Linked DNA regions of Homo sapiens: region 1 is linked to region 2. A link is an interaction called in ENCODE POLR2A ChIA-PET data of the cell type or tissue named here. Cell type or tissue: Panc1. All regions are shown on one strand. Links, peaks and the distances in the headings refer to the core of each region. The heading gives the core; the rest is flanking DNA. Region 1 overlaps LOC107984507 (a long non-coding RNA gene). Region 2 overlaps ERC1 (ELKS/RAB6-interacting/CAST family member 1).

Region 1 (7,945 bases), core at 3,946-7,945, 270 kb after region 2:
AGTTTCACTCTTGTTGCCCAGGCTGGAGTGCAGTGGTGCTATCTCAGCTCACCACAACCTCTGCCCCCCAGTTCAAGTGATTCTCCTGCCTCAGCCTCTCGAGTAGCTGGGATTACAGGAAGGCGCCACCACGCCCGGCTAATTTTGTATTTTTAGTAGAGGCAGGGTTTCTCCATGTTGGTCAGGCTGGTCTCGAACTCCTGACCTCAGGTGATCCGCCAGCCTCGGCCTCTCAAAGTGCTGGGATTACAGGTGTGAGCCACTGCGCCCGGCCTATAAATGCTTTTGATAATAATCGTGGGTCAGGAGACAAACCATTACTTCCTTGAGATGTCTGGATTACCTGTGGGTTTCCTTTATCATCCTTGTTAGTACCATTTAGCAAAAGCTAACATGATGGCGGAACCTAGGACCCAGTCTCAGCTCAGGGTGTGCACACCTGGTCCCTGGCAAGACCAAGCAGGAAGAAGCCAGGATGGCGGAAGACCTCAAAGACTCCAGTTCTCGCCAGCCCCTCTGCCGCCCTCCACTGCAATGCGGTCCCAGGGAACTTAAGTGATGTGTTTCCTGGGCCTGGGGCAGGGGGTGCCACGGCTCTTCTGGGCTACCCTGTACCTGTCAGCAAGCCTCTCTCCTCCCGAAAGCTCACTGGACGCTGGGCCTTTGGGATCCCTGGCTGAGTTCAGGATCAGAATGACCTGTGGAGCCTTAGAAGTCACAGACCAGAGGCACAGCCTTGGAAACTGGACTTTAAACATTCTTTCCCAGGAGATTCCGATAAACCAGGGACTCAACCCTCACTGCACTAGGAAGCCCCTCCAGGAGCTGTCTGTGAGTGAACAACTTTGAGACACCCTCTGGTCACCTGGCACAGGTGTGCCTCCCACCCTGGGCAGCCACGTGGGAGGGGTCAGCCTCCCCTGACAGCTGGAGAGGCCACTTTAGTGTCCTTGTGGGAGCTTGTGGCCATCCTTTCTCCCTTTCCTGGCTGGCCTCTCCTTCGGTATCTGCATTTTCTGTCGTCCTAACAGTCTCTGGAGAGGAAGGAAGAAGGGGCTGCTCTCGCTCTGGAATGCCAGCCCCCTGCTGAGTTCCTGCCGCCCTCTCTTCCTTGCTCCCAGCCCCCTCTACCAACAGGAACGGCCAATGCTCCTGGCTTTGCCTCTCTCTGCCTTTGTGCGTGTCTTACTGTGGCTCTCTTATTGTGGAGCACACATCACTCGACCCGAGGGCTCCCTGCTGCACCCTCCAGTCTGCGCTCTCCTCTTCCTAAACTTGTGGGCCCTGTCTACACAGGTTGCTCACTCCGCCATCTCTCTCGCCTTGCCCTCTGGCCTTCGTATTTATCAGTTCACTTTTTGAAACTGCACCTCCAGCCACCCTGACCTCTAACGCTCCTTACATTCCCTGTTTCTTGCCGTCAACACTTGAATGCCCCCTTGACCTTAAAAGTAAGTGTCTTGGAGTCAGATTCACTGTCTTCCTCTCAAACCTCCATCTTTCTCCATTTCCCCTTTGACTCCATCATAGCTTTGTTTACTCTTGGGGAGTATTTAGACCCATGCTTTTTACAGGTGAGGATCCAAGAAGGGGAGTGACCTTCCCCAGGGGAAACCAGCTCCTTAGTAAGAGAGAGGGAAGGAGAAGCTCGGCCACCACCCTTAGTCCTGATGGCCTTGAGCCGCCAGGGGCTCTGGCACCAGACGCATGTGGCCTGGGCATCTGATGTTCATTTCATTTCCATTTGCTTGTGTCCTGGCCCCACTATAAGAACAAAGCTCCTTGAGGGCAGGCACCCTGTCTCCGTTTCCTCTGAAATGTCCCTCAGTATAGAAAGCATTAAAGGGCTTCAGTCAAAGTTGAGATGAGGGAAAAAGGAGGCATATGGGGATGTTAGAGTCTCCAAAGGGAAAATGGTATTTCTTGTCAATCATAATTCCAAAGAGTGCCTTGTTTTTTGGTCAAGCATTTGAGTAGTTCATTAACAGGATCACATTCATTAGTTTTTCCCATTTGCTCGCCATTCTTTTGTTTGTTTGCTTGTTTTTAAGAGATGGGGGGGGGGGGTCTCACTTTGTTGCCCAGGCTGGTCTCGAACTCCTGGCCTCAAGCAATCCTCCCACCTCAGTTTCTCAAAGTGCTGGGATTACAGGCGTGAGCCACCGCACCCGGCCCCCATTTTCTCTTTATGGGACCTTGACGAGTGGTACTGATGAAATGATGAAACTCTTCCCATTGCAATTGGCTAGAGTCTCCAGATTTTGCCAGTTTTTAGTGACACCTTCAACTGCTTCATTCTAGGTATTAGTAAAGCAGTAATTCATTAAAGGGACAATTTAGGATTCTGTCTTCTCTTGGGAGGAGTTCAAGGATAGAGCATCCCATTAGAGTGGACAACAGAAAATGAGGTCACGTCTATTCAATCATAATAATGCAATTATTAATACTGATTGAACATATACTACGTGTAATAAATAGTACTGGATTCCTTTTTTCTGTCTGTTTTAGACAGGGTCTCACTCTATCGCCCAGGCTGCTGGAGTGCAGTGGTGTATAATCACGGCTCGCTGCAGCCTCGACCTCCCGAGCTCAAGTAATCCGCTTGCCTCACCCTCCTGAGCAGCTGGGACTACAGGTGCACACCAAAACACCCACCTAATTTTTGTGTTTTTTGTAGAGTCAGGGTTTTGCCATGTTGCCTAGGTTGTTCTGGAACTCCTGAGGTCAAGTGATCTGCCCGCCTCAGCCTCCCAAAGTGCTGGGATTACAGGCGTGAACCACCATGCCCAGCCAGTACTTGGATTCTTTATGTGTGTTCTTCGACTTCTCACATTGCCATAGATAGGTGATCTTACCACTGCTACCTTTTAGATGAGAAAACCGAGGCTTAGAGAGATGAGTGTCTTGCTCAAGATCACACAGGTGTTGAGTCTGAAGTTCACCTCTGAGGACTGACCTGGCGCCCTGCTCAGCAACCATGCTGTCTTCTCCCTGGAGGGGCACTAACTTCTCTTTTGGGGAGAGGTGGCTAGAGGAGAGCCTTCCAAGTGAGATGAGTAAGGCTGTCATCATTCTGATGAATCTTCATTAAGATAAAACTAGAGGGCCACTGTATTTGTCCGTTTTCACACTGCTGATAAAGACATACCTGAGCCTGGGCAATTTACAAAAGAAAGAGGTTTAATTGGACTTACGCTTCCACATGGCTAGGGAGGCCTCACTGTCATGGCAGAAGGCACAGAGGAGCAAAGTCACATATTTCGTGGTTGGCAGCAGGCAAAAAGAGAGCTTGTGCCGAAAAACTTCCCCTTATAATAACCATCAGATCTCATGGGACTTACTATCAGGAGAACAGCACCGGAAAGACCTGCCCCATGATTTAATTACCTCCCACCGGGTCCCTCCCACAACACGTGCGAATTCAAGACGAAATTTGGTTGGGACACAGCCAAACCATATCAGCCACTCACAGTGGTGCACACCTGTAATCCCAGCACTTTGGGAGGTCGAAGTGAGAGAATCGCTTGAGCTCAGGGGTTTGAGACCAGCCTGGGAAACATAGCAAAACCCTGTCTCTACAAAAAATATGAACATTAGCCAGCTATGGTGGCATGTGCCTGTAGTCCCAGCTACTCAGGAGGCTGAGGTGGGAGGATCGCTTGAGCATGGGAGGTTGAGGCTGCAGTCAGCCATGATCATGCCACGGCACTCCAGCCTGGGTGACAGAGTAAGACTCTGTCTCAAAAAAAAAAAAAAAAAAAAAAAAGAAAAGCAGTTTATAAACTGGTAAGCTCTATGCACATATGAGGTATTAAGAACGGTCTTCTGCTTTTATAAAAATTCCTTTATGCTGCTGACATCCTGGTATGAACTTTTTCCTCTACAGGTCCACTGCAGAGCCAGATTAGAACTCATGATAGCAGCTTCCTTCTTACCAACCCTGCTGCCTTCAGCACTTAGAAATCCCCCGATCCAGCTGTCCCAAATTGTCTTGGCTATTGTGAGTCTGTGGCGGTAATCTATGGATAGTGTCTGGATATTTGGGTCAGATTCTGCCAGTTTTTAAAAAGCCCTCTTTCTTAGCAAAACCGTGACTTCTATGTTACGTCCAGACAACGAGCAGAAACTGAGCACTGAACAACACAGTACCACAGGCAATGGGGTCAAGTGCCTGTGAAATAGCTGTCGGGATAAAAGGTTATTATTAGCTCTGCCTCTCGCTCTTGTTCTGGGCTTTGAAGGCTCATCAGTTCCCCCAAGAAATTTTCTGTGCGTCCTTTTTTTTTTTTTTTTTTTTGAGACGGAGTCTGGCTCTGTCGCCCAGGCTGGAGTGCAGTGGCCCGATCTCGGCTCACTGCAACCTCCGCCTCTCGGGTTCACACCATTTTCCCGCCTCAGCCTCCCGAGTAGCTGGGACTACAGGTGCCCTCCACCACGCCCGGCTAATTTTTTATACTTTTTACTAGAGACGGGGTTTCACCGTGTTAGGCAGGATGGTCTCAATCTCCTGACCTCATGATCCGCCCGCCTCGGCCTCCCAAAGTGCTGGGATCGCAGGCGTGAGCCACCGCGCCAGGCCTTCTGTGCATCTTAAAGAACACCTTTGAAAGGTGCCAGAGAAGCAGACTGGGATGGAGTAGAGGGTTGCCCTGCAACAGGGGTACTTTCTTCCTGCACCCAGAGGCGGCTGGACAGCAGTGTTCTGAAGCTCCTCCCCCTGGCACTGGGGGTGGTGAAACGGAGCAGTCCACCGAAGAGCATGCCTGAGGACCAGCACTCAGCCCCACATGCACCTGGCAGGAAAGCCACTGAGATCCCAGCCACGCAGGAGTCTCAGCCTCCTCTCTGACTAGTTCTGATAGGGTTTTCGTTAGACTTTCTGGCTGGGAAGGGACCTCTGAGTGTGGATGGGGGCCTGCGAGGGCATGACCAGGAGTGGGGAGCAGTGTCCTCAATAAAAAGAGCAGTGATCATTACATATTTGCATAGGGCCAAATATTCTTTCTTTTCTCTTTTTTTCTTCTATTTCCTTCCTTACTTTCTTGTGTCCTTTCTTTTTAATCACAAATGCCAAATTGGAATATGCCTTGTTTGGCAGAGAAGGCAAGAGACCCCACCCAACAGTCACAGACAAAACATGGGTGAGATTTGTCTGCATTCCCATCAGTGCCTGCCTTCAGAGCTGGAGGTAGCTGCCCCAGCAGTCCAGTGACTCAAGCTATGGGGTGCTTACCACTTCCCTTGGGGAATCTGGCCCACGTCTCTGCTGTCTCCTCATTCAAACGTTTTCCCAGCTACTCAGCCACAAGCTCCTTTCCCGGGGGCACTGCAGCTTCCCTCCCTGTGCCACAAGTTTTGACTCATCTTGGACAGAGATGGTGGGGGTAGGGGACTTACAGAGCATTCAGCTGGGGTTGCTGTCGTCTGTCACTTGCTCTCATCCTAGACTGTCAGCTCAGGGCCAAGCAAAGTCATCCCTTGTTGCTTCTTCTAGGCTTCAAATTAGAGGTCGGCCTCTCCACACCTCATTCTTCAGACTGTAAACTTCCTGAAGGTGGGAACTGGTCTCATTCATCTCTGGGTGTTTAGGGCTCAACAAATGAAGCGAATCTTCAGTTTCTCCCATGTTGCATTCTGGAGTAATCAGGGTCTGGGGAACAAGACTTCCCCCCGACCTCCCACGAAGACCCTAACTCCATGGCCGGGCACAGTGGCTCACGCCTGTAATCCCAGCACTTTGGGAGGCCGAGGCAGGTGAATCGCTTGAGGTCAGGAGTTCGAGATCAGCCTGGCCAACATGGTGAAACCCCGTCTCTACTACGGTGGCGCACACCTGTAATCCCAGCTGCTTGGGAGGTTGAGGCAGGAGAATCAGTTGAACCCGGGAGAAGGAGGTTGCAGTGAGACGAGATTGTGCCACCACACTCCGGCCTGGTCAACAAGAGCAAAACTCTGTCTCAAAAAAAAAAAAAAAAAAAAAAGACCCTAACACTAGAACTGATGTTTTATTCTGAGGAAGAGAGAAACTGAGCCTGCTTGAAATTTGGCAAAGCGGATTCAAAGCTTTTTTGCTTGCTTTAGGCCAACTCTCCTCATATCATCTGTCCCCAAGATAAAGCCTTGAACTAGCTTCCCTCCAGCAGCAGGCAGGCTCCCCACAACAATTATAGGCCATGCATTTATGGTTGCTGGACCTGGTCTCATAAACCCCATTCATTCACTCCGAGGTGAGAAAAGTCACAGTGCACCTGAGGTGAGAAAAGTCACGGTGCACCTCCGGCCCAAGCCAGCACAGTTCCAAGGAAACCTTGCCCTCTAATTAGTGGGGTATTTGCTACAACAGCTCTTACCTGTTGTAAAATCCAGAGGACAATAGCTCCTTATTGCCTGCCCAGTGTGGTGGGTTCCTGGTCCCATCCATTCCCTGACCCTCCCTGCTGCCCCTTCCCCCACTGAAAGGGGGAGGCTGTCACCTTGTTTGGTTACTAATTTTAAAAAGGCAAAGCCTTTGATTATTACTATTGTATTTTCCCTCCCCTCACTGTACTGCATTCGAAGGCAATTTCTTTAGCAGGGCGACCTCCTCCTCAGGGAAGAGACTGGGTTTTTCAGAATGTAAAAGCAAAGGGGCTGGAGGGCAGGCCTGGGATCCTACTGGCTGCTCTCGGTTGGTCCCTGTTACCTGGGTCTGGAGCAGGGACCAGCAGCTCCTGCCTCCACTGGGACCTTAGCTCACCCACTTCACCTCCTTGGACACCCTCTTGGGCAGCTCACCCAGAGGTGCTATGAGGTTACCTACAAAAGGACATGGGACTTCCAGAAAAGCATTTAAACTTGGATCTGAACTAAGGCCGAGCCCTGGACTCTAGTGACCTTCTCAAGCTATTAGCCCCTGCAGTGACTATGGGTTGGTCGTCAGACTTTCCTGTGCCTCATTTTCTCCATAAAACATCAGGAGAATTATTTAGTCCTATATCCATGACGAAAGTATTGAGAGAACACGTTTGCTCCTTGAAACCTTTCTGCCTCATTTTTCCCAAACCCAGGGATCTTTCTGAGCTGGGCTCTGTAGGGAAGGGCCCAGGACTGCGAGGGGGATGACCTGGGTTTGCGAAGCGGCAAAGTAGTTCCCGGGTCACTCTACTTCCTTGGGGGATTCAAAGGAGGACGCGTAGCAAGAAAGCGGAGGACATAACTCTCTTCCCCTCTCAGAGCCTCGGGCCCCGCAGACGCCGAGGTGGGCGCTCGTGCCAGGATCGCGGGGCGCGGGTACGGGCTCCTTGGGCGCCCCGAGGGGGCTGCTGGCCGGGGTAAGAGCCGCGGTTTCTTCGGAGGATCGGGTCGAGTTCCAGGAGAAGGGGGCAGCAGGCGTGCGGCGCCGGGAGAAGGGGGCCGGGCGGCGGAGACTCCCCGTCCGCACCCCCGCGGCGAGGCCCCCGGGCCGCTCTGCTTAGGGGCCGAGGGAGCCGGGCGGGAGGCAGGTGCGGAGGTCGCGGTCCCAGCGCCTGGGAGGAGCCCTCGGGAGGGTGTCGCGGCCCGGCTGGTGGGCAGGAGCGAGCCGGGGCCGGCGCGGCTGTCGGGGGCGGGGAGGAGGCGCGGGAGGCGGGGCGGAGGCGGCGGCGCCCCCAGGATCCACTCGCCCAGCGCCGGGCCCTGCACTCCGAGCCGCGGCCGCCACCCGCCCCGCAGCCAACTTGGGCCGAAACTTCCCCGGGTCCCGCGCTCCGGAGCAGGGCGCGCAGCCCGGCGAGATCGACGGCGGCCTCCCGAGCCCGCGCCTCGGGCCCAGGGCCTCCCTCCGGATCGGCCGCAGGCTGCGCGCCCCCGACCGTCCCCGCCCGCTGAGTTCGGGGGTCCCCGGCGCGGAGCAGGGAGCCCTCCGGGCGGCAGGAGGGCGCGCAGACTCCGAGCGCCGGGGCTGCCTGGCCGGGCTCCGGTGGACACC
Region 2 (12,056 bases), core at 4,778-8,777:
AGATTCTGCCTTCAAATTAACTTTTGTTGATGAACTCTGCCTGGACTTGTTATTGCCTTATCCATTGTTCCTTAGCCTGAATGTTTAATCATGCTTTATTGTTTACATACTTTTCAATACATTGTTTTATAATTGCCCCTGTGTGATTTAACCCATTTAATTTTCCCTTCTCAGCTAGTTTATATCTGCCATAAGTGAAGAATTACTTTAAAATTTCTTTTTAGTTTTTCTTAAACACTGTTTTGCATAGGTTCATTAATTATAGCTGTACTTATTGAGTTATAAATAATAAAATTTAATTTAGTTATAATTTTTTTGGAACTGAATGATATTCCATTCAGCATCCTAATAAATATTCTCTAAAATTCTGTAGGCTATCCTTTAAGAGCCTTGTATGTTTTAACACAGGAAATGCCATCTTCCCTTAGTTGAGAATATTAATTCTTTGAGCAGTGACACTCAGATACACCTTTCAGCAAGGCTGTAAGTTTTAGTCACGTCCTAATAATGCAAAGTAGAGTGGACTGAAAGGAGGCTCCTATCAATAGTGGTTTGGGGCTTTGTTTTCCTTTATAACAAAGATAAGTATCTGAATTTAACCTTGAAAGAGGTTGTTGTGAGAGAGATTAATGGAATGCTGTGGTGCTGTGAGACAGCTCTCCCGAAACCAATGAATATTAAGAATAAAGTTCAAAGAAAGTGAAAACAATGGAAATAGAGCCGGGGAAAATCAGCTTTACATATATTTAAGCATATTCTCTTCTTAGATATATAGTCAATGAAACATTTGTGTTTTTCTCTGTAATTTGATTTAACTCTGTCTACAAAAACAGTTTCTTCATTTTGATAAGAGATTTTTTTTCCTTTCTGAGAATGAACACTACTTATCCTTCATTTTTAGATTTGCCAGGGGGATAATTATTTAAGAAAGCCTTTTATAAACATTAAGATTGACATCTTTTTAGGAATACTATTTCTAGAAATAGTATGTGATTTGTCACATGCTGGATACATCTAATATATTAATGTTCCTGTTTTTGCAAAAATAAATTTTGATTTCCTGTTTCTAGAACTTTTCCTTCACCTATTTAAATGTTTAATCCTGTATCATTTCTTCCTTTTTAATAAAAATTTTTTCTTAGTAAAACAGGGCTTTTTCTATATAGAATATTGTCGTAGGTGAGTTTTTATGGTGTTCTTAATGAATATTAGAGTAACGGATCACAATGGAAAAGTGTGCATATAAATCAGCATCTGTTTTTACATCCCTGTGGATAGTTGCTGAAATTACGCATGAAAATTCTCTTTTACTGCAGGTGAAGCACCTACACAAATTGTTGGTTATGTGTGCAGCTTTTAAAAACTCCTATCTCAAACTGGGCCACTTTTTACCATTTAGAAAGAAAGCAAAAACACGGCTTAACATTACTTTTTAAAATTCTGCAGTGTTTGAAATGGACTCTGTAGTACTTTTCCCTCTGGCCACATGTCAGTTCAATTTAATAGCAGTGAAATTTATTGAAAGACTTTATTGATAGGACTAATGTGCTCTCCATAAAATGATGAATAAAATTACATTAGGCACTAAAATTATTAAAAACTGGACTACTAAGTTCTCACTTTAGTGAAATGAATGGTTTACTCCTTTCCTTTGTGTTGTGTGAGCTCTTCTTGGTTTGCATTTGGAAGGAAAAGTCTCCAATGAGATTCTTTTTTTTCTTAAATTTTATTTTTAATTATAATGGATACATAATAGTTATACATATTTACGAGGTACACATGATGTTTTGATACAAGCATGTAATGTGTAATGATCAGATCTGGGTAATTAGGGTACTCATCCCCTCAAGCATTTATCATTTCTCTGTGTTAGGAACGTTATAATTCTATTCTTTTAGGTATTTTAACATGTACAACAAAGTGTTGTTAGTTATAGTTGCCTTATTATGCCACTGAATGCTAATCCTGTTATTTTTTAAGAGAACAGAAGCAGGTATGCAAATAGTCCATTTTCTAAGACCTCAGAAGCAAAGGTCAGCCTCTTATGGGCCACATCAGTTGTCTGTTATTTTAAGGAAAAGATATTTTTGGGATTTTTTGGTAAAGACTTTGAAAAGGTATGCTTGTTCTTTTTATAAGCATTACAGATCAAAGATTTATAGTGTCCTAGGATTAGGTAAACTCCATGTCCTTGCCCAAGTTTCTCATACTCAGCTACCATGATTTTCAAGATGAGACCCTTCCCAGTCTGTATGGGATATTTGTACTCTATGCTCTGTAAAATTTATTGATATAAAGCATCATTTTTATATGTGTACTTTTCTGTTTATTTAATGAAATACATCTGCTTTTGTTTTGACTTTGGTTTTTAACAATTGGGGTTATAACAGAGCACCACTCTTAACTGAGGGGAGACATTTGAGGTGTTTTAAGGAGAAGGAGGGAGAGAATATTTTTAAATTTTAACCCACAGTATTGCCTTAAAGTAGTTGGTGTGTAACCAAATTCTGTCTCTGTGTTGTGCTAGCTTTCACTTCATCAGTGCATCTGGCTTCAATTTTTTTCCCCACAAAGCATCTGAGAAGTTGGTAAATGAATTCTGACATGTTGAATGATTTTAATGAAATCTTCTGGATGTGTATATATGCTTAGGGGATGGGGAAGAGGGAGGCAGAATAAGCAGTGGGGTTGAAGGTAACAAAGAATTACTGTCTCTTTACGTTAAGGATAATGGATAACAGTTAACATTAATATCTTTCAGAACAGGTTAAAGTCTGTCTGGTAAGTGGTGTTTACTTCCAAGGAAGCAGCTCTTATTATTAATTCAAATAAATGACTTCCATTACCGTGTCAGAATGAGAGCTGGGAGAGGGAGGAGAGAATGTGGGAGATTGTTACTTTGGATAATCTTTGTGAAATCTGAATTGGCCTTCTTTCTGCTGCAGAAAAAGGCAAAAGCTTAGGGAGATCTACCATCATCAAGTAGCTCTTTTTTATGTGACTATACTGTAGGGCCTTGTTAACAATTTTTGAGGGAGATGTTTGAGGGAACAACAAATTAAATTTTAATTGCAGTTTCTCCTCTGCCTTTGCTTTTCTGATTGAATGTTTGATTGGAAAGAAAGGCAGCTAGCTGGGTGTGGTGGCTCACACCTGTAATCCCAGCACTTTGGGAAGCCGAGGCGGGCAGATCACCTGAGGTCAGGAGTTCGAGACTAGCCTGACCAACATGTAGAAACCTTATCTCTATGAAAAATACAAAATTCGCCAGGCGTGGTGGTGCATGCCTGTAATCCCAGCTACTCTGGAGGCCGAGGCAGGAGAATTGCTTGAACCCAGGAGGTGGAGGTTGTGGTGAGCCGAGATCACGCCATTGCACTCCAGCCTGGGCAACAAGAGGGAAACTGCATCTCAAAGAAAAAAAAAGGCAGTGGAGGGTAGAGTCTTACAGCTCAGTGATGTGTAGCTTGGTGTTGACAGAGCTGACATCAAGAAGTAAAGTTCTGAGAGATGTATTGGGAGTGGTATCATGGGAGTTGCTATAGAGTCCAGTCTCTCCCTGTTAATCTGCCTGAGTGAAGCTATAGTTAGGCTGTCCCAACTTCTGCCCTAGTCTCTTTGAATATAGGAGTCTTCTTCTTTAAGGAGATGAGGGATTCTTTGAAAGGTCTTCCTTCTTCTCCCTCTACCAGACCCCTCAAAGTAGTCACACAAACCTCCTGCCGTGAACCCTGTACTCTGTGAGTGAAGTATTCGTATTTGATTTCAGCAAATATGTGAGGCTGGCAAAAGTAGGCTTCAGTTACATAATCCAATGGTAGGAAAAATGGTCTGGGTTCGTTTTGGTGAGTGCAAATGTGGTTAATAGCAGTTGAAGTAAAACTCTAAAGATACTGCTTTCATTTTAGGTGATATGAACTATTTAAAATGATAAAGCATGTTCCTTTGCTATCTCTAGATAGCTATTAAGTGAGATGTCTGTGACACACAGTACATTTCTAAATTTTGGGTTGCCTGAATTGTTTAAGCAGAGTAAAATAGCCAAGTTAGGGCAGGTGCATGGAATAAAACTCTCTCTCTACTTAGTCTTATTCCCCTAGGCTGCCAATTTAATGCTTTTTTCTAATTAGTGAGTGCTATAAAATGGCTTATCTCCAAACAGTACCTGTGTTAATGGCAAAAACCACAATTACTTTGGCACCAACCTAATAATTCCCCTTTGTAATTTTTTTAAATTTTATTTTTATTTTATTTTATATATTTTTTTGAGCCAAAGTCTTACTCCCTCTCCCAGGCTGGAGTGTGGTGGCATAGTCTTGGCTCACTGCAACCACCGCCTCCCCGGTTCAGGCAATTCTCCCTGCCTCAGCCTCCCGAGTGGCTGGGATTACCGGTGTGCATCACCACCCAGGATAATTTTTGTATTTTTAGTAGAGATGTGGTTTCACCATGTTGGCCAGGCTGGTCTTGAACTCCTGACCTCAGGTGATCCACCCACCTTGGCTTCCCAAAGTGCTGGGATTACAAGCTTAATTTTTAATTGACAAATAATAATCGTACGTATGTATGGTGATGTTTGAATACATGTATACATTGTGGAATGATCAAATCAGGCTAATTAACATATCCATCACCTCACATACTTGTCATTTCTTTGTGGTGAGAACATCTCAAATCCACTTTTTTTTTTTTTTTAATACTTTAAGTTCTGGGTTTCATGTGCAGAATGTGCAGTTTTGTTACATAGGTATACATGTGCCATGGTGAGTTGCTGCACCCATCAACCTGTCACCTACATTAGCTATTTTCTCCTAATGTTATCCCTCCCCCAGCCCCAAACCCCCCCAACAGGCCCCAGTGTGTGATGTTCTCCTCCCTGTGTCCATGTGTTCTGATTGTTCAACTCCCACTTATGAGTGAGAACATGCGGTGTTTGGTTTTCTGTTCTTGTGTTAGTTTGCTGAGAATTAGGGTTTCCAGCTTCATCCATGTCCCTGCAAAGGACATGAGCTTATCCTTCTTTATGGCTGCATAGTATTCCATGGTATATATGTGCCACATTTGCTTAATCCAGTCTATCGCTGATGGACATTTAGGTTGGTTCCAAGTCGTTGCTATTGTGAACCGTGCCACAATAAACATTCGTGTGCATGTATCTTTATTATAGAATGATTTATAATCCTTTGGGGTATATACCCAGTAATGGGATTGCCGGGTCAAATGGTATTTCTAGTTCTAGATCCTTGAGGAATCACCACACTGTCTTCCACAATGGTTGAACTAATTTACACTCCCACCAACAGTATAAAAGCATTCCTGTTTTTCCACAACCTCTTCAGCATCTGTTGCTTCCTGGCCTTTTTTTTTTTTTTTTTTTTTTTTTTTTTGAGACGGAGTCTCATTCTGTTGCCCAGGCTGGAGTGCAGTGGCGTGATCTCGGCTCACTGCAAGTTCTGCCTCCCGGGTTCACGCCATTCTCCTGCCTCAGCCTCCCGAGTAGCTGGGACTACAGGCACCCACCACCACTCCTGGCTAATTTTTTTTTGTATTTTTTTTTAGTAGAGACGGGGTTTCACCATGTTAGCCAGGATGGTCTCAATCTCCTGACCTCGTGATCCGCCCACCTCAACCTCCCAAAGTGCTGGGATTACAGGCGTGAGTTTAATGATCGCCATTCTAACAGGTGTGAGATGGTATCTCATTGTGGTTTTGATTTGCATTTCTCTAATGACCAGTGATGATGAGCATTTTTCAAGTCTGTTGGCTACATAAATGTCTCCTTTTGAGAAGTGTCTGTTCATATCCTTTGCCCATTTTTTGATGGGGTTTGCTTTTTTCTTGTAAATTTGTTTAAGTTCTTTGTAGATTCTGGATATTAGCCCTTTGTCAGATGGATAGATTGCAAAAATTTTCTCCCATTCTGTAGGTTGCCTGTTCACTCTGATGAAATCTACTTCTTTAAAAACAATTTTGAAATACACAGTTGTAATTTAAAATTAGACTCTGTTTTTGCCTTTTTTTTTTTTTATAACTTTTTCCCTTGTCTACTTTAAGACTAGAAGCAGTTATAATGAAAATTCATGAGGAAACAGGAGTTTAAAGAGGGTCTTTATTCAGTGGGGGCCAATAGACTCTGAGTATTTCGTTCTCAGACTAAAAAAAAAAAAAAAAAGTTGATTCCCCAAACAGTCAAATGTGAGGATTCACTCAAATGTGATGACTAAGCTTATTGATAAACCTCCATTGTATATCTCTTAAAACATTTGCCCAATTTTTTTTCAGCTGAACTTTGATGATTGGCCTATCACTGAGTATTCTTGGTGTTGAACTATTTATGAATACGTTGGATTACTCTAATTTATAATCATAGTCACAAGAAAATATTTTATTAGAGTTCAAATCACTTGCAGAGTTTATTCTGAATAATTCCTGACATAATGCATATCTTGCTGGTTTCACATTCAGTGAAATGCTGAGCCATATCTCAATTCTGTAGTCTCCATAATATCTGCCTTTATATTTTAGGTATGTTTGGGTTCCATTTTAATATAGTCTCATACCAACAGCTGTGTTTTTATAATTGAGGTCCTGTTAGCCTAAAAGGCATTTTTCTTGGAGAAGAAATTTTGTCTTCATTGATAATCCAGTTTTGTTATACTGGAGCTACATCCTCAGGTTCTATAATACCCATCCTTCAGTTTGACTCCAAGTCATCCTTACCTCCTGGCGTTCATGCCCTTGTGTAGTCCTCTCCCGCACCCTGTCAGGATTGGTCTGTATGAACCGTACAAGAAGGCAGAAGTGATGGCGCCGGCTTCTGAAGCTACATCACAAAAGATACTGATGCAACTGCCTTGCACTCCTGAATCACTTGCCCTGGTGAGAGCCAGCCTCCGTGTTGTAATGACACTCAAGCAGCCCGGTGGAGAGGAACAGAGGCCTCTTGCCACTAGCTGCACCACCTTGCCAGCCATGTAAGTGGAAGCAAAGGACTGAATCCTGGTTGACATCTTGACTACCACCTCATAAGAGACCCTGGCACCAGAACTGTTTAGCTAAGCTGCTTTTGAGTTCTTGACCCACACAAACTGTGTGAGATAATCAGTATTCACTGTTTTCTTAAGCTGCTAAGTTTCGAAGTAACTCATTAATACAACAATGAACAATGATTACAGATATTTTATATTTTTAGTATTAAGGTGATCTACCATAGTCTGATTTTTCCCCTCTAAATCCACAGTTTGGTTTTCTCTGTTAGAGTAATAAATGCTATTTTAAATTGTTTTATTCATATTATCACCATGGTAATTATCAGGGTTGGGTAACATTGGAGCTTTTGTTGGTGTTTATTACCTATATAACTCATATTTGTCTGCTGACAGCCTGTAAGCTGGGAAAAGAGTTACAAATGTATGTAAAACATGATGTGTCATATAGCCTTTTATAGATTTATTTCCTATGTAAAAAACTGCTCTAACTAGTGCCACATTCTCCAGTAGAAATACAATGTGAGCCACACGTATAATTTTGAATTTTCTAATAGTCTCATTAAAAAAACTAAAAGGAAACATTAATTTTAATAATGTTTTCTTTAATCAAATATATCCAAAATATTATTTCAACATATAATCAATATGAAAATTATTAAAGAAGTGTTGTACCTCCTTTTTTTAAGACTAAGTTTTTGAAATTTAGGTGTGTTTATAGCACATCTCAGTTTGGACTAGCCACGTTTAATCACCCAGTAGCTAGTTGTTGCTAGTGGCTTCTGCATTGGACAGTACAAATAGTATATTAGCTAAAGAAGAATATTTTCTTCTAAGCTAGCGGCAGATTAAGAATGCCTATAAACAACAGGTATGATTTTCTCAAATTAAGTGTGGCATGTCCTATCTTAATCTCTAGCTACATTTAGTTCCAGTAAGTCAACTTCCTAATTTCCAGATGCTTCAGATCCTTCAAACCTAAGGAATATAGGGATAGGAGGAATTAGGGATAGTACATAGTATATGTAGATTTCTTCAGCATTACAGACTCAGAATGGCTCTTACTGTCTCATAGTTTATCATGAAGGTTGGTGAATATGGACTTTTTGAAGGAGAAAATGTACTTTAGCATGTAAAGCATGTATTCCAAGCCTCAGGCTACACATGGTAGAATCACTCTTACACTTGGGCCACCAGGAAGCACTTTCCAGGGGTTTTAGCACATCCCCTTACTTCATCGATGTGGTCCTCAGAGCAGAAGTATGTGAAGTCTGTTGCATTTCATGATTCTCAAGTCTAATATGACATCTTATTGGCTCACTCACTTTCAAGGAAGCTGGTGACAACTGTCACTTCTTCAACTCAAAGTCTGGCATTGACAGATTAGAGATTTTTAAATCTTCAGAATCTTCAGGATTTATGGAAGAACTTACTGTGATAATATTGTCCCTTTTAAAAAATGTTGTTATTTAGAACATCCCATGGTTATCAAAAGACTTGAAAGGAATTTCTTATCATAATTCTGACCCACTTCTGTAAAATATTGCCGTGAAGAAATTCATAGGACTTTTGAATAAAAAGCTGAAGAGCACAATGATGTATAATCCATACATGTTTTGTTCTCTTTACCTTTCTTTTTTCTGATCATGAGCACTGCCTGAAGATGTGTTTGCCTGGTCTGCTTTTCTCTTTTCACAGTAAACAGTTAACTTACATATTTAGATATCAGTTATCTAAACAATGACACTTGTAACTATTTCCAGAAGGTCTTTAGATCCCTATTGATTTCTTCATAGTGCAAGATACTCTTTTAACATATTTTTCAATTTTCTTTTGATTTTATATCAGAACTATGTATTTTATATTATTTACACAAATAATACTTACATGTCTTAGAATAATAGTCACTTCTCTTATTCTTTTCTAACTCTGATTCCTCTTCCTCTGAGATGACCACTTTCATCTCTTTTGGTTGTTTCTACTGTTGTTTATTTTTATCTTTCCAAATGACATTCTTATATTATTGTTGTATTATTTTTCTTATTTGGGCGTTGTCTGTTGACATCTTATCATAGATGATGAGGAATTAGTGTTTTTACACAAACCAACACACACACTTACTTCTTTCTGTCCTTCCAATATAATTATATCTAGGTCTACATTTTTAAAACTGAGGCACGTAGTATATTATGATTTACATTTTGGTCTTTCCTAGGGTACCTTAGTTTTCCTTTTTGTTTTTCCTGTCTTGGGTATCTCTTTCTTTCTTTCTTTTTTTTTTTTTTTTTTTTTGAGACGGAGTCTCACTCTGTTACCCAGGCTGGAGTGCAATGGCATGATCTTGGCTCACTGCAACCTCCACCTCCTGGTTCAAGTGATTCTCCTGCCTCAACCTCCTGAGTAGCTGGGATTACAGGCGCCCGCCACAACGCCCAGCTAATTTTTTTGTATTTTCAGTAGAGACGGGGTTTCACCATGTTGGTCAGGCTGGTCTCAAACTCCTGACCTCGTGATCCACCCGCCTTGGCCTCCCAAAGTGCTGGGATTGCAGGCGTGAGCCACCACGCCCTGCTTTCTTGGGTATCTATTCCCAGATTCCTTTCTACACCCATAAAATTCCTCCTGATATCATTGCTACTATAAAAACACATCATCCCTTACTAATTGCCCTTGGATAATCCATACATCTGCTGTTTTTCTTGGAAACATTCATTTCCTTTCTCTGCTGTAGTGTGTAGTTAGTCTCTAGGTTGTGTCATGCTTGTGGTTCCCTTCACCACTCACCTATGGTAGAGCTCTTTTTTCTGGATCCCACATCTTCTTTCCAGGTTTACCTCTTCATTTTCATAGAGTATACCGTAGTAGCTTCCTGAGAGAGTCGTTGAGTGAGATACTTTTTTGGGGGGATTTTGCATTCAACTCCCATATTTGATTGGTAGTTTAGATACAGAATTCTAGATTGGTAATCATTTGTTTTCCCTTAGAGTTTTGAAACCATTACTCAAATTGTCTTCTACTTTCCTGTGTTGCCTTTAAAAACTCCAGTGTCTTCTGATTTGTTGATCTGACAAGTGATCATTTTTGGCCTTTCTAAAAGTTTTCAAGATGTTTTCTTTCCTCTAGTGTTCTAAACTTTACAGAAAGAGTATTCATATTATCATCTAAGCACCAAATGATGGATTTAATCTTTTTGCAAGAGCGAGGACAAGAAAGAGTGATTATAAATATTACCTAGCAGTGCTGTTGATACTCTGGTATTTGTAGGACTCAAGGGCTTTCCTGTTTATTTCTTACAGTGGCTCAACATTTTATTAAATTAAATAGGAGATTCAAGCTGTGGTTCAACACAAGAGAAACTTCTTGGTTTATTTTAGCAGAGCTCTCAAAATTCCAAAACTAAAACTAGTGCCAGATTTTACCCACTCGATAGATTAAGTAATTCTGGACTTTGTAAATGAAGGTGAGAGAGATATTTGCCGTCTTCTTTCTCTTGTATTTTACTATCCTAGTTTGATACAGTTGCGTTAGAGCAAATGCTTCCATACTTAGCTTTACATCGAAATGTTATGTGACTTATAATATCACGTAAATATTACTTATCAGCCATTTCCTTTTATTTGTAGTTTCACTTGGCTTTTGTTTTTCATCCTTATTATCGAGAAAGATTTTGAACCAGGCTTTGTCATTAATTCCAGAAATCTTTTTTAAATAAGGCTGTGAACACTGAGCTCATGGAGTACACTCTGGTTTCACTGCCGGCTTCAGGTAAAGTCATGACATGAGTTTTATAATGAAACACTATGAAACTTGATTCTCTGCATTGTGACAGATTACTAATCATTTTCTCCCTAAAAGTTTTTTATTGATACAGCCACAAAGCTATTTTTGCCCCACGCAGATGTACAAGTGAAGTTGTTTGCTTGAAATAGATTCCTGGGAAGTTATTTGGAATTAACTGTTTGAGCCTCAATTTTAGATAATAGAAGCCTCTCAGGAGACTTGCAAAAAACAGTTTAAGAGTGGGATAGGATAGACCGCACAAAGACATAATACTGAGTTTTCCGTAAGTTGCTAATGAGAAACGTTATCAACTTTATGTATTAATAATGTTTCTTTATGCTTCTTTATACTTACAGCAATCTGTATTTTAGAATCCCACATTACTCCAAAATAGTCATTCTCATTCATTAGAGGGTTTGAGAAGACTGAACTAATCATTGCATCCATCTCTTAGTTCGTAATCCTTCTTTTATGTTTAGTTTTCTTTGATTCTGAAGAAACCACCTTGGCCTTTGTTTTGACGGGCATCGTTCCTTGTCTCTGCGCGCGGCGTCCCTTTAAAACCCTCCACTGTACTGTGCTGCTCATGGCAAGTCAACAGAGGGAAGGAAGAGCTCAACAAACAACGTTTGTTTTCTTTTGTTTTGTTTTGTTTTGTTTTGTTTGATACAGATAAACTGCCCTACATAAAACAGAACCTCACTTATGGGAATAGATCACAGTATTTTATAACTGTGGAGAAACACAGTTCTCTGAGAAGAATGAAAACTTGTAACATGAACATCACGTACAGCACCAAAATGTGAATTTTTTTCTAAATCTCATTTTTTAAAATTTAGAAAAACGAGAGAGGAAAAGATTTATCAACTGTTCATTAAGAAGAATGTTAAATAATAGATGCTGTTCTTCCAAAGTGGGGAGAAAAATCTGACTTAACTTTGACAGATTTCAAGTTCTAGATTTTTGAAGGTACAGTTGTCAAAAAGGACTTACAAAAGTGGGCTGTGGTATAATTGAGTTTCTTAGATAAAATAAAAAATTCTTGGATATCTTTTCCTGATATGAGTACTCTGAAAATTGGAGAATGGTTTAGCAAATCTTGCTCTTTTGTTTTATGTATTTTTAAAAGGAAGCACTTTATTCTTAATCCTCTAGTTTCATAAGAAGTTAAAGAAGGAAGTGCCTATAATAACCTGATGACTGCAGTTCTCCATCCCACTTGAACTCTTCTTCATGTTGTCTTCTTAAGATCTCTCCTATCTTACATGAACTCAGCGTTCTGTAGGGTTT

What was found. ChIA-PET counts read pairs that join two places held together with the same protein. Peaks named below come from ENCODE experiments on the same cell type or tissue, not always from the same donor. Only the 100,000 strongest peaks of a DNase experiment are listed, where the experiment ranks them.
Region 1: POLR2A ChIA-PET joins it to region 2 with 9 read pairs; 3 of 35 experiments call an interaction of 5 or more read pairs at or near these places.

The regions. Positions count from the first base shown.
Region 1 is chr12:1,522,700-1,530,644 of GRCh38, forward strand. LOC107984507 (a long non-coding RNA gene) reads right to left here. Exons shown (of 2, transcript NR_160736.1): 2 at 5,024-7,945. Among named protein-coding and RNA genes, the nearest start is that of LINC00942, 26 kb to the left of the region's middle. RefSeq lists silencers at 7,396-7,645, 7,736-7,845. In Panc1, for the core only: no CTCF peak of the experiment used is centred there; no DNase peak of the experiment used is centred there; H3K4me3 peaks cover 279 bases; H3K27ac peaks cover 959 bases.
Region 2 is chr12:1,250,264-1,262,319 of GRCh38, forward strand. All of the region lies in intron 13 of ERC1 (ELKS/RAB6-interacting/CAST family member 1), which reads left to right. Among named protein-coding and RNA genes, the nearest start is that of LINC00942, 240 kb to the right of the region's middle. RefSeq lists an enhancer at 295-894. In Panc1, for the core only: no CTCF peak of the experiment used is centred there; no DNase peak of the experiment used is centred there.